Regions from separate parts of the Mus musculus genome. Here region 2 is linked to region 1. The links are chromatin contacts, found by Hi-C or POLR2A ChIA-PET in ENCODE. All regions are on one chromosome and are shown on one strand. Each heading gives the region's core, a stretch centred on a gene start or an enhancer-like site at or near the end of the contact. The rest is flanking DNA. Distances are from core to core; before and after follow the strand shown.

Region 1 (6,111 bases), core at 2,595-5,094:
GTTGATCCTCTGCCTCTATCTCTCAAGTGATGAAATTACAGGCATATACTAATCCAGTTACATTCTTTTGAGACAGTTTCAGTATGTAGGCCTGGCTGTTCTAACCTATGTAGACAAGGTGGGCCTCAAAGATCTTACAGAGATCTGCCTGCCTCCACTTCTACCTCTCAATTGCTGGGATTAATAAAGGCATGCTACTAAGTCCAGCTCCAGTTCGCTGTATTTTAAGAGCACATATTTACTTGTTTTTAAACTGATAGAGAACTATTAAAAGCAGACTGACCATATCCACTGTAGACGTAGCTATACTTACACTTTACGATCATTTAGAAGCATCCCATTCATTTTTTCAATAGCTCTTTCAGCTGCTTCCTGTGTTTCAAAGTGTACAAATCCATAGCCCTTGGAGCCATTTTCATCACAAACCACCTAGGGTGAAACAGAACACTCACTTTTCACTACTTGCTATTGCTTTCCTACTCTGTAGAAATGTTAGCCACCCAATCCCAGGAACTTCAGAAATAATGACAGTATTTAACAGACAGCACAAAGATCTCTTCCAAATCTAAAAGTAGCACAACGCTGCAAATACTAACCTGTTATAGCTCAGCTTACCTTACATGAAAGGATGTTACCAAACGCAGAAAACGTATCATATAGTGCTTTATTGTCGATGGATTTGTCCAAATTTTTAATGAATATGTTGCCTACTCCACTTTTGCGAAGTGATGGATCACGCTGAGACCACATGATGCGTACTGGCTTGCCCTTTATAACATCAAAATTCATGGTGTCCAAAGCACGTTCCGCTACAAGAGACACATTTTCAGAGTAAGTATTACTTCTAACACCTCATTAGCCACTTTGTATAAAATTACCAGTGACAGGGAGTAAAAGGATAGCCATGTGGCCTCAGCTCAACTTCCTCTTTAAAGTCAAGTCTTAATCATTGTAATGAACAATTTATCCCACTTATTTTTGGATAGTTATGCTTCACAACAAAAAACCTAGCCTATAATTTCAAGGCCCCAAAAAAGATTGAATACTTGTATTAAAAAAAAAAAGTGTACTATAAAAAGAAGTGCTAAAGCTGAAACTTTTTTTGGATACAGGATCTCTATGCAGCCCAGGCTGGCCTGGAGTCCAGCCACCTCTGCCATGTACCCATTACCTGTCTTAAATGAAAAAAAAATACTATCATTAAGTAAAGAGATGAGACCTTCAAGGGGGAAACAGTCCACTTGAACACCTGAAGCAAATTTCAAATCTCATAATAATTGTAGTTATTGACAGAACAAGTTTTTCAGCCACCTTTTCTCTTTTTCTTTCTTTTTCTTTCAGATAAGGTCTCACTGTGTATCTTTGGCTTTCCTGAACTCATGTAGCCCAGGCTAGCCAAGAACTCAACAGACAAACACATGTGCTGGGTTTAAGTGCAGAAAGCACCACAGTCCCCCCAACCACTTTTCTGTAAATGAAATTTCTAGCTCCTAGAGCACAGTAATCAGCAGCCAGCTCATTATCAATTGGCCACACCTCCTAAGCACCCCTGGTCCTGCTGACTTTGCTTGAGCTTGGGGTTTTTTTTAATGAGTCACATCTCCCTACAAAACTGAAAACTGGTCACTAGCAGAACCCTAGTCCATTACTGCAATCGGTAAGGAAATACTGTAAAAAGGAAAAAGCTGGTTTAAAAAAAATTGGTAAGATGGAACATTGAACATACAGCCACAAAATAAATGGAAGAAAGAAGAGGCAAGATTCTGAGCAGTTGGAATATTGGTCCACTGACACAAATGTATAAAGTTAACTATAACCATGGCAATTTGAGGTTCGGCTTTTCAAATCCCAGGACCTTTAAAACCTGGGCATGTCTGGATTTAAAAAAGAAAAGAAAACCACTAAGTTTCAAGTCTTTCAAGTTTTGTTTTCATAGAAGTTCTGGTTACTCTATCCCAAGCTACCTTCCTGTACCTTACATTCTGTCACCTGCCAGAGTTGAAAGCTGTAATGAAGTGACACTAAAAGTGCCCCTTAGAGAGCAAGGGGCAGGCCACCTGCTGTGCCCTTCTACAACTTCTGGCTTACCAGAGCATCACTTAAGATGCTGCTTACCCCAAATCTCACCTTTAATCTAGTGACCACTCTTTAATTCCAGTCTTCCTTACTAAAATAAAACCCAGAGCTGACTTCTAAATCAGAGTCATCTAGATTTAAAAACCCAACGATATCAGGCCATAGATCTTATCTGATTCTTAGATTTCTGTTTCAGTGAATTGTCAAACTTAAAACAAACTCAATGTGTTACTTCTTAATTATTGCCCAAGATTCATGGATATTCCAAACCACTTTACGAAAGAAAAATCAAAGAAGCTTTCATTAGTTGGATGCTATTAACTCAGCATAATTTGATCCAGGTTACCCTAATATTTAGGACCAAAACTGGTCAACATGTTTAAAATTCATAACCACAGGTGCTATTTTAGAAAAAATATACATATGTATACATTAAATAACGACTTCTATTAAACTTAAGATCTAATTTGTTTGAAAATGAGCCAAGGAGTCTGGTGCCCTAGAGTCTTCCACATCCCCTCCTCCACGGCATGGTTAAAGAATACTTCATCTAGGGAAAACCCCAAGCAATTATATATGGTATAAGGTGCCTTTCCTGGTCCACAGGTCAGAGATGTGCTATTAGGAACGAGCTTACGACCCTAAGGACCACCACCACCAGGCATCACCCTATTTAACTTTCTTCTAAAGCCTAGGGCTCCTCCCAGCGATTGAGCCACCGGCAGGAACAGGCCTCGGGCCTGTGAGGTTACAGGGTTCAACACGTGGTATTTCCCAACACTGAATCGTACTTCCTCCCCGGCCTGACTGCCGGGCCAGGGCAGGGGATGGAGGGGTACCTCCACCCGCCGCTCCAGGAGGGTACTCGAAACCCCCGAATCCCACAGCTTGTGGCGGGAGCGCGGTGAAGGCTATCTCAACCACCCTCCGGGCGCGTCATCGCCCTAAAGTTTGAGAGCGACCGATGGCGAGAAAATGGTCGCAGAGGAGGAAGTGCCGGCCCGCGAGGGGCTGCGGCGCCGTGCCCTCCCGCCCCCTCGCCCGCCCCGCTAGGCCCGCCGCCCCGGCCGCATGGCCGCCCGCCCGCCACCCTCCGGCCTGCCGCTCACCGTCCGCCGGCTGCTGGAAGTTCACGTACGCGTAGCCCAAGGAGCGGCGGGTGATCATGTCCCTGCAGACCCGGATGGAGAGGATGGGCCCGGCCGGGCTGAACTTCTCGTAGAGCATCGCCTCGGTCACGTCGGGGTGCAGGTCCCCCACGTACAGAGAGGCCATGGGGTAGCTGGGGGCGCTGGGGTTCATCTCGGCACGGCTGCCCGCGGGGCCGCAGGCCGCGACCTTTCCCGTGAGAGGAGGAGAGCGAGTGCGGGGCCGGGGGACGGAGCCGGGGGGAGGGGAGCGGGGGCGAGCGCAGAGGGACAAAATTCAACCGGAATCGACGCGTACTCAACGGCCGTGGAACCGGGGGAGCGAGGCTGGCGGTGCTGGGTCCGGGCGGCAGGAAGGCCTCGGTCTCTGGGTTCCTGCTTGGAGCTGCGGGGCCGCGGGCGGGCGGGTCGGTCTCGGCTGCTTCACCGGGTTATTTTATAAAAGAGGAAGAAAAAAAATAAAAGTCTCCGGCGGGGGAGACGCGGATTTTTTTGTAAATTTTTTTTGGGTTTTTTCAAAGGATTTTTTAGATTTTTTTTGGATTTTTTAATAATAAATGTGTGTTCCGAGCCCGGAGCACACACTCCGCACTCTCAGCACTAACCGCCGGGGAGAAGGGGAAGCACCGCCTCCTGCACCCTCTACTTATACCCCCCGCCGCACTCGCCCCGCCCACGCGCGTCTGACGCCAGGGCCCTACGCGAGCGACGGCGCCGGAGGAGGCGGAGGAAAGCGCAGAGGAAGGGAGAGGTGGCGGCGGCTGCCGCTGCTGCGGGCGTGGGGGTTGGGCCCGAGGCGGGGCGGGGCTTCTGCGCAGGCGCCACAGCCAGGGGCCGACTTCCCGCTGCGCAAAGCCAGGAAAGGGCGGGACGGCCAGTGGGCGGCCTCGGCGCGGCCGCTGGTCACGCCCCTTGCGCACACGCCCCGCCCCCGCCCGAAAGAGCGTTAACCCGTCAGCGCAGCGGGTGGGCAGCGCGCGGGGCTTCCGGGTTTCTGGGCGCCAACCGCCCCCCACGTGCGCGTCTAGTGGCGGCCTCTTCCCTCCGCCCCGGCTGAGGTTCTGCTTCGCTAGCCCCCCACCCCCGAGCGGCGCTGGAAACGGGTGGGCGGGCGTGAGCCTTGCCGGCCGGGTTTCCTAGGTGTGCGCGGAAGGAGGCAGGGTAACTGCCTCGTTCTCCTACCCGGACCGCACTACGAGTCCCAGCGGGCAGCGCCGCCACGCGCGTGGGCCGCGGAAGCGGTGCCTGCCGGGAGCTGGAGTTCTCAACGGCCGCGGGCTGGCTGACCTCAACCGGACCCCAACCGTCCCGGGCGTGACCCAGCACGGGTCCGCGGCCCCGACGAGGGGGAGGGGAGGGGATGGGATAAAGGCAGTTGGGAGTCTGGCGCTTAAGATGTTCTGTTGGAATCACTTAGCCACTTCCTACATTTTTTACAGTGGTAAAAAGGACTCGAAAAAAAAATTTTTTTTCCTTTAAAGTATGCGTTTCTCATAATTACTCGGTATCTGTCACTCTTACCCAAACAAACCTGGATAGCCTGCTTAACTAGGCGTGGTTGGCCACGCTTTTAACCCACTTCACCAGGCGTGGTGCCCACGCCTTTAACCCAGCTTTGGAAAGGCAGGAGGGGTTTGCAGATCTCTGAGGTCAGGGCCACCCTAATCTAGCTCTTGGATGCCAGGGTTTGGGGATTAATATAAATGATTGATAGGCACAAATATATCAACTCGTAGAAATGACATTACATCAACCCAAAAACTCCACTTTAGTAGGTTTTACAGTTTTTGAAGTCCTCTATAAACATCCTTTGACAATGATGTGTGGGAAGTGAAGCAAATAGTACTATTTTTACCGTTAATGGTGTCAGAAGTTAAATGACTGCTCAGCTCTTCAATGATCGTTAGCCTAGCCTATTGCCTAGTGTAAATTAGTTATAACTCTTCTCAGTTAGAATTTAAGTCCGGAGACTCTTACACAGATGCTGTCCCCTCTCCCCCATCTTCACCTCCCCACCCATATTGATGGAAGATAACAGTTTTGAAAAATATGTTGTATGCTTAACACATGAGTATCATTTAAGGCTGTTCTTTGTTTGTTTGTTTGTTTGTTTTTTTGTTTTTTCGGGACAAGATTTCTCTGGAGCTCTGGCTGTCCTGGAACTCACTCTGTAGACCAAGCTGGCCCGAACTCAGAAATCCGCCTGCCTCTGCCTCCCAATTGCTAGGATTAAAGGGGTGCACCACCACTGCCCGGCTTAAGGCTGTTCTTTAGGAAGACACATTATGCTATGTAATCTAAATCTGTTTACTCAAATAAGGCTCTAGTTAAAACAATAATTCATCAAAACACCACCGTTCAGTCTACTAGGAAAGTAGTTTAAAATCAATCCATTAGTATAGTCATTGAATGTCCATCGTGTGCTGGGTACCCTAAAGTAAAGATAACGAAGCAAAGTTCTTATCCTCAGGACGTTAATAATGGTTTTTCTGGTCACCATAAATATAAACCTGAAGGTGTAGTGAATATCGAATCCCAGCACTTTATCAGGTGGGATATTACTATTAGAATCTATTCTAAAATTTTTCTTCAAAATATGAAAGTGAAAATTCCATTGTTAGTGTTTAAAAGAAAACAACATCATTTTAGTACTTAAGCTCCTAGGCAAAGAGCAATATAAAACGAAATGAAAACGGAAGAGGCCTTTGAGAAAGCTGTCAGTATAACTCAGTGAAGGTGTTTATTGCCCTGCCTAACCTGAGTTGGATTCCCCAGGCCCAACATGATGGGAGGTAAGAACCAACTCCTGCAATATTCCTCTGAGCACACATTCCAAGGACATGAACATAAGACCGTTGTAATATGCAAAGATGGCAGCAAAAGTTAA
Region 2 (6,224 bases), core at 3,252-5,751, 36 kb after region 1:
CAGCTAGGGCTATAGTAAAACTCAGTCTCAAAAGGCTGAGCAGAAGGAAAAAGAAAAATGGAAATGAAGAGGAGAAAGAGAAAAGAGAGAAACCATCACCTATAGGGAAAGAGGATGAATGTGGTTTTAACCAAGCCCCAGCCTTCTTCTCCGGAAGAGGTTACAGGGCTGACTGTCACAGATGCAGGCTGTCACAGCAGGGTGTGACCTTGGCTCTGTCAACAAGGAGGGAGTTAGACTATTTGCTGACTAACTGCTCACATCATAGCCAGGTCACCAAGACAGGGAAGCAGGCTGTACTCAGGGGTGGGCTTTCTCCCCTGAGCCCGGAAAGGCTGGCCTGTGGCCGGGGGCAGAGAAAAATCACATAGCTCCCCAGTTTGCCATTCCGGTGCCCAGTTTTCATCCAGATGTGCTGGTTGAGTTGAACTGTGCTAAGTGCTAAGAAGACCGGAAGCTTAGAGGTTTGGAAAGATGATTTCAATGGACCCGGGAAGCTTTATTTGGATATAAACCGCCTGTATCAGAGACTCCTGATAAGACCCAAGCAGATTTCACTCTTTCTCATATCGGTTTAAAGGGGCATGGTCATGAGCCACAGAAGGGAAATGGCCCCTTGAGGCTTGTTTCTCTATAGTCCTCTAAGGCAGCCGTCCTTAGTCAGAAGTCACTGTGCCGGCAGCATCAACACCTTCTGGAAACGCACCAGAAATGTAATTTTCAGATATCACCGACTCTGAAGCCAAATCAGAAACTCCATGGCTGGGGCCCAGCCACCAATTTGTGTTTCATTTAATTGTGTTGTTGTTATGTTTTGGCAGTTCTGAAACTGGGCTTCAGCAGGTAGCATAGGCTGGCCTCAAACTCTTCACAATCTCTATTGATGCCTCTTATGTTCTGAGTTCACAGGCATGCGCCGCCACATTGGGGTCCATCCACGCTTGTGTTTGGGTGACACATTTATGTTTGGGAAACACTGAACCAAGTATTCTGTCCTCATTTGTCTAAATTCAGGACCAGCCTGTGGCCAGGCAGAAAGGAGCAGTGACAGTACATGCCATTTCTTTCCAAGAAAGTTCTTGAAGTTGGAGCTTCACTTTCAAGAAGCTAGTTTTGCAGCTGTGGAGTCAAGAGGTTTATTACATAGCAGTGAGAAACCTTGGGAAATGTAATCTTCCTATAAGAGGTTCTGACTCCAGCTAAAATGTGGGATTCTATACCAACGAAAAATAAAGGCAATGTATTGACAGAGAGCTAACAGCCTCTGCCAGACTGAGGAGAGCTACAGTCAAGGTGCACGTGCCGGAGTAAGGGGCACATCCCAGAGGAAGGGGCACAGACCAGAGGAAGGGGCACAGGACAGAGGAAGGGGCACAGGACAGAGGAAGGGGCACAGACCAGAGGAAGGGGCACAGACCAGAGGAAGGGGCACAGACCAGAGGAAGGGGCACAGACCAGAGGAAGGGGCACAGACCAGAGGAAGGGGCACAGGACAGAGGAAGGGGCACAGACCAGAGGAAGGGGCGCAGACCAGAGGAAGGGGCACAGGACAGAGGAAGGGGTGCCCTTGAGAAGTAGTTTCTGAGCTCAGTCTGCTGGGGCAGGAAGATCCTAGGCAACATCATAAGACTGTCTTAAAATAAAAAGTGAAAAGAGGGCTGAGGATAACCCCAGTGCTTGGCAGCAGCTGTGGCCTTGCTTGCAGTCAGTCCTAATACTGAAATGAACGCCATGGATTTGATGACCATTCTGTTCTCATGGTGGGGAAAGGTGGACAAGTCCTAAGTTTCCAGGCAAGTGTACAGTGACTGTGATAACTGCCAAAATGCTAGAGGGGGAGGAGAGAGGGAGGACCATGGCTTTGATTCTAGGCTCAGTGGATCCTGCTTAAGGAGTAAGAAGCTAGAAATGTCCAGTCCAGCCAGGTGTGACGTCACATGCCTATAACTCCAGCACCACATTTGGGAGGCAGAGTTGAAAGTTTGAAGTCAACTTGGTCTACATAGTGATGTGTCAGAAGAGAAGCGGGGAGGGAGGGAGCAAAGTGTGCAGGCCTGTGGTCAGTGAGTTGGTGAGATCAGACGGATTCGGAGGTCTGAGATCAATGCTTGCAAAACAATGTGGTAGTGGAGTAATGACGTCCATGGGATTGCCCAGAGTGTGAGGTACAAGAGGAAGAAAATCTGGGAAGGTGGACACTGAAGAGCTGAGCACAGAAGGAGAAGCTAGTAAAGAAGACAAAAAGTGCCTGCTGTGGGAGTGGTGTCAGGGAACAGAGGCCAGAGGACTTCACAGAAGCAGTATGGCACACGGTGTCACAGGTTGCAAAGGTGACTCATGGGACAAGCACTGGAAAAGTCCCTGGTAACAATTGATGCAAACCAAGACAAACCAGACAGCTATGGGAGATGGTCAAGGTGGCCCAGTGGCAGCACCAAGACCCAGCCTGTGTTCCTAAGTCTCAAATCTCACATAGGATCCCCGGCACCCTTTCTTGCTCCAAGCTGCCATATGAAAACTGTTTTTCAGGTTTGTGTCTACTTGGAGAACTTGTTTCCCAAACTGCTGTGGTTCTATCCTCCTCCTCCTCCTCCTCCTCCTCCTCCTCCTCCTCCTCCTCCTGCTCCTCCTCCTCCTCCTCTCCCTCCTCCTCCTCCTCCTCCTCTTCCTCCTCCTCCTCTCCCTCTTCCTCCTCCTCCTCTCCCTCCTCCTCCTCCTCTCCCTCCTCTTCCTCCTCTTCCTCCTCCTCCTCCTCCTCTTCCTCCTCCTCCTCTTCCTCCTCCTCCTCTTCCTCCTCCTCCTCCTCTCCCTCCTCCTCCTCCTCTTCCTCCTCTCCCTCCTCCTCCTCCTCTTCCTCCTCCTCCTCCTCCTCTCCCTTCTCCTCCTCCTCCTCCTCCTCCTCCTCCTCCTCCTAAGCCTCCTCCTGCTCCAATCTGCTTGAGTAGACCCACTGGAGTCTGATTGTGACACTGTCCTGGTTTATGGGCATCACTTTCCTTCCCAGCATTCTAGACTCGTGTTTCCCTTTGTCCTGTGCCATGTCTTGCCTGGAAGCCCAGATTCCTCTGGGTAATGTAAGCAGTTGGTGTTGTTCCTACCTACCCTGTGCTGGAAAGAGTGTGTCAGGCTAAGATCACAACCCAGGCTCAGGGCTGTTGTGCTCCCAATTGCACCTCTGCATAGTGTAAAGTGTAGACAGCTTCACGTTGGTGAAGGCACACTGTGAACATGGCCGGGAGGTTAATTTTGGAGTTAGCTTATTTCTGAAGTGTTCAGTTGGTAGGTTTTGTTTGTTTGTTTGTTTCTAAACTTTGGACAGCTGTGCGTGTAGGCATGTTGCAGGCAGTTGTGCATGAAGGCATGTTGCAAGCAGCTGCTTTTAGCTCTCTGCTTCTGGTGCATGCGAGGTTTTGCCTGTTGGAAGCAAGCTGCAGCTACAGGCAGCATCCACCAACCGGCTTATTGTCAACCGTAGTCGTGTGCTGACTGCAAAGTGGCCCCACTTATTTTGCATATCTTGTGAGATCACTATGGGAACGCAGTCCCTATGATACAGCACTCCTTGTCTTGAGCACTTTTCATGGTTTTTAAAAACAGCTTCATTTCCTATTGATACAAGAGAAATATTTGATAACCAAAAATAAATATAGCCAAAAATTTCGAGTTTGTTTCATTAATGAGTATGGCTTTGCAGTCTAATCTGAATGAGCCTAGACTTGTCCTGCAAGTGTGTACTCTCCTAACAGGTGAGTCACCCCAGACTCCCTCGACTCTATCGTGGTGGATGACCTGAAGAGTCACAGTTACTCAAGATGTAGGACAAAGGTAGAAGCTCCTGCAGCCAGGCGGGAGTACTACAGGCAGCCAGGCCAGGCAGGAGTACTACAGGAAGCTGTTCTTAGATTCAAGCCGAAACATTTTGTATCTCACTTCTTGTGCTACAACCAGTCATTGTGCCATTGTGGACCAGTCACTGTGCTGGACTATCAACAGCCTCCCCGTTTCCATTCTGACACTGAAGCTAGTGACATCTCATTGTGGATGAAGACATGGCGTCAGAATCTCTGTGCTCATACGCGTCACTATTCATCTCTCTAGCATTCATCGGCTTTCTCAGACTAGAATAAACAGCTAATTCATTGGCAGTTTATGTGATCTGGCTCACCTGACTCCAGTCACCTGTCCACACTGTCCTTTCTGGTCCGCCATGTGCAAGCATGCAGGTTGTAGACTGTAGGAAGTGCAGGTAGGCTGAAGGGTGAGTGACAGCCCTGGAAACAGTACATGCACCTTGCTCTCACACACAAAGCCTTTTCTTATGAAGCCGAGACACTTGCCTCTCCTTCTAGAGCGGAACTCTCTTGGACCTGCCAGAGGTATAAATAATGACACAGAGGCTTTTAAAAGTACAGTTTAAAGCCTAGGCCGTTTACCTAGGGCAGTCTTCCAGCCAGCTATCTAGCTTAACCCGACTAATCCTGGCACTGTGTCCTGCCACGAGGCTGGCTCGACCTCTGCTCCACTCTGGTCTGTCCATTCACCAGCTGGGAAGTCCCGCCCTCCATTTCCTACACAGCTACTGGCCATCAGCTCTTCATAACAGCCAATCAGATACAATTCTAGATTCCCTCTAGGCTAGTGAGGAAGAAGGAATATTTTAAAAATTTGAGACCTGCCGATGGGCCACAGAAATAACACTGCAGAGATCCTGCCTGTGTTCAGCTCTCTGCCAGTACAGAATTAACAATTAAATCTATAGAGACAAACCTTCACACAATCCCAAAATCCTTCCTAGGGTATCTACTGAAGGCTCTTTGCGTGGATGGTACAGCAGGCAGGGCTGGATGTATACTTTGCAAAGCCCAATGTCACAAGAGTCTCAAAACCTTTTGATCAAAAAAACCATTGAATGGAGAGTGACAGAATAGGGCCCTTCTGAGTACAGGGACTTGTGACATTCTTATGAAGCTGAAGTTTCTGGCATGTAGAGGTCCATTTGCCTCTTAACCACCCAGGGGAAAGCAGCGTTTTGCTCACGTTAGAGTAACACCCGTTTTTAAGCCATTGCCTCTGAAGTAAAGCATTCTCTTCTGGAGGGAGAGGGGAGGCTCGTACAATTCAAAAGGTCACTTAAACTCACAAGGTCCAGGAAACTCAGCAAGGCATCAGATTCCCAAGGCTCCTCGCCAAAGATTATAAAACCTGAGAACAGTTGCTCTGAGAGGGAACTGTCCACCACTTGGTCCGTCCGGGAGTGTGGAGTTCTTGACCCATCATCCAGGCTGAGGTGAGGCTTTTAGATAATTTATCTGCCATTGGGTCACCACTGCTCCTGTCCTGTAAATTAATCTAAGCTTGCTGATTCACCAAACTAGACTTGAATGGACTCAATTCTTTAGTCTGTCATCAGTGTCCTGTGAGGGGTGACTAGATCTTTGTAAATGTCTTCTTAGGAAAAGTCACCAATTCAAGGTGAAATAGAAGCATTTGGAATCACAAATGAAGCAGGGCTACTCAGATGACCCCGCTTATGCCTGGATCTCGGGCAGAACATCTAATCAACTTAAAAGGTTTTGTGTTTCTTTCTCTTTGTTTGGTTTTTTGAGACAGGGTTTCTCTGTGTAGCCCTGGCTATCCTGAAACTCACTCTGTAGACCAGGTTGGCCTCAAACTCGGAAATCTGCCTGCCTCTGCCTCACGAGTGCTGGGATTATAGGCGTGCACCAACACTGCCCGGCTTGTGTTTCTTTTTAATGAATCTTAGACAGGTTCTCATTTTCCTCTAAGTTTGCTTGAAGGCAGCGACAGACATCCTAAGTAGTGGGAAGTGTGGGTGCACAGCCATCAGGAAGAACCCACCAGTAGGGAGAAATGTGAAAAGGTCATTACAGTTGGAGCTAACAAAAAAAAAAAAATTGTATTTTATAGTGTGGGGAGCCGCCCTCACATTCACATTACAAGATGGCGCTGACATCCTGTGTTCTAAGTGGTAAACAAATAATCTGCGCATGTGCCAAGGATAGTTTTCCACTACATGTGCTCTGCCTTCCCCGTGACGACAACTCGGCCAATGGGCTGCAGCCAATCAGGGAGTGACACGTCCTAGGCGGAGGATAATTCTCCTGAAAAAGGGACGGGGTTTCGCCTTTCTCTCTCTTGCTCTGGCTCTTGTTCGCTTGCGCTCTTGCGCTCTGGCTCCTAAAGATGTAAGCAATAGAGCTCTT

The links. Hi-C counts contacts between places; a loop is a spot of excess contacts on that map. ChIA-PET counts read pairs that join two places held with the same protein, here RNA polymerase II (POLR2A).
Region 2: a map of heart shows a loop between it and region 1 (4-fold over the local background). The contact joins the enhancer-like site here to the promoter of Pabpc1 in region 1. A Hi-C loop is called at or near these places in 5 of 37 maps with a recorded cell type or tissue (T-helper 1 cell, T-helper 17 cell, heart and 2 more). POLR2A ChIA-PET finds 5 or more read pairs at or near these places in 4 of 5 experiments (Patski and embryonic stem cell).

Annotation. Positions count from the first base shown.
Region 1 is chr15:36,605,129-36,611,239 of GRCm38, forward strand. Pabpc1 (poly(A) binding protein, cytoplasmic 1) reads right to left here and starts at 3,845. Exons shown (of 15, transcript NM_008774.3): 1 at 3,186-3,845; 2 at 616-809; 3 at 314-429. The coding sequence starts at 3,378.
Region 2 is chr15:36,640,743-36,646,966 of GRCm38, forward strand. No RefSeq gene overlaps it. Among named protein-coding and RNA genes, the nearest start is that of Pabpc1, 35 kb to the left of the region's middle. Within about 2 kb of position 4,502, at least 2 of the 3 ENCODE cell types and tissues checked have a DNase peak (open chromatin) inside an H3K27ac peak, as active enhancers do; they include heart, where a contact is called at or near this core.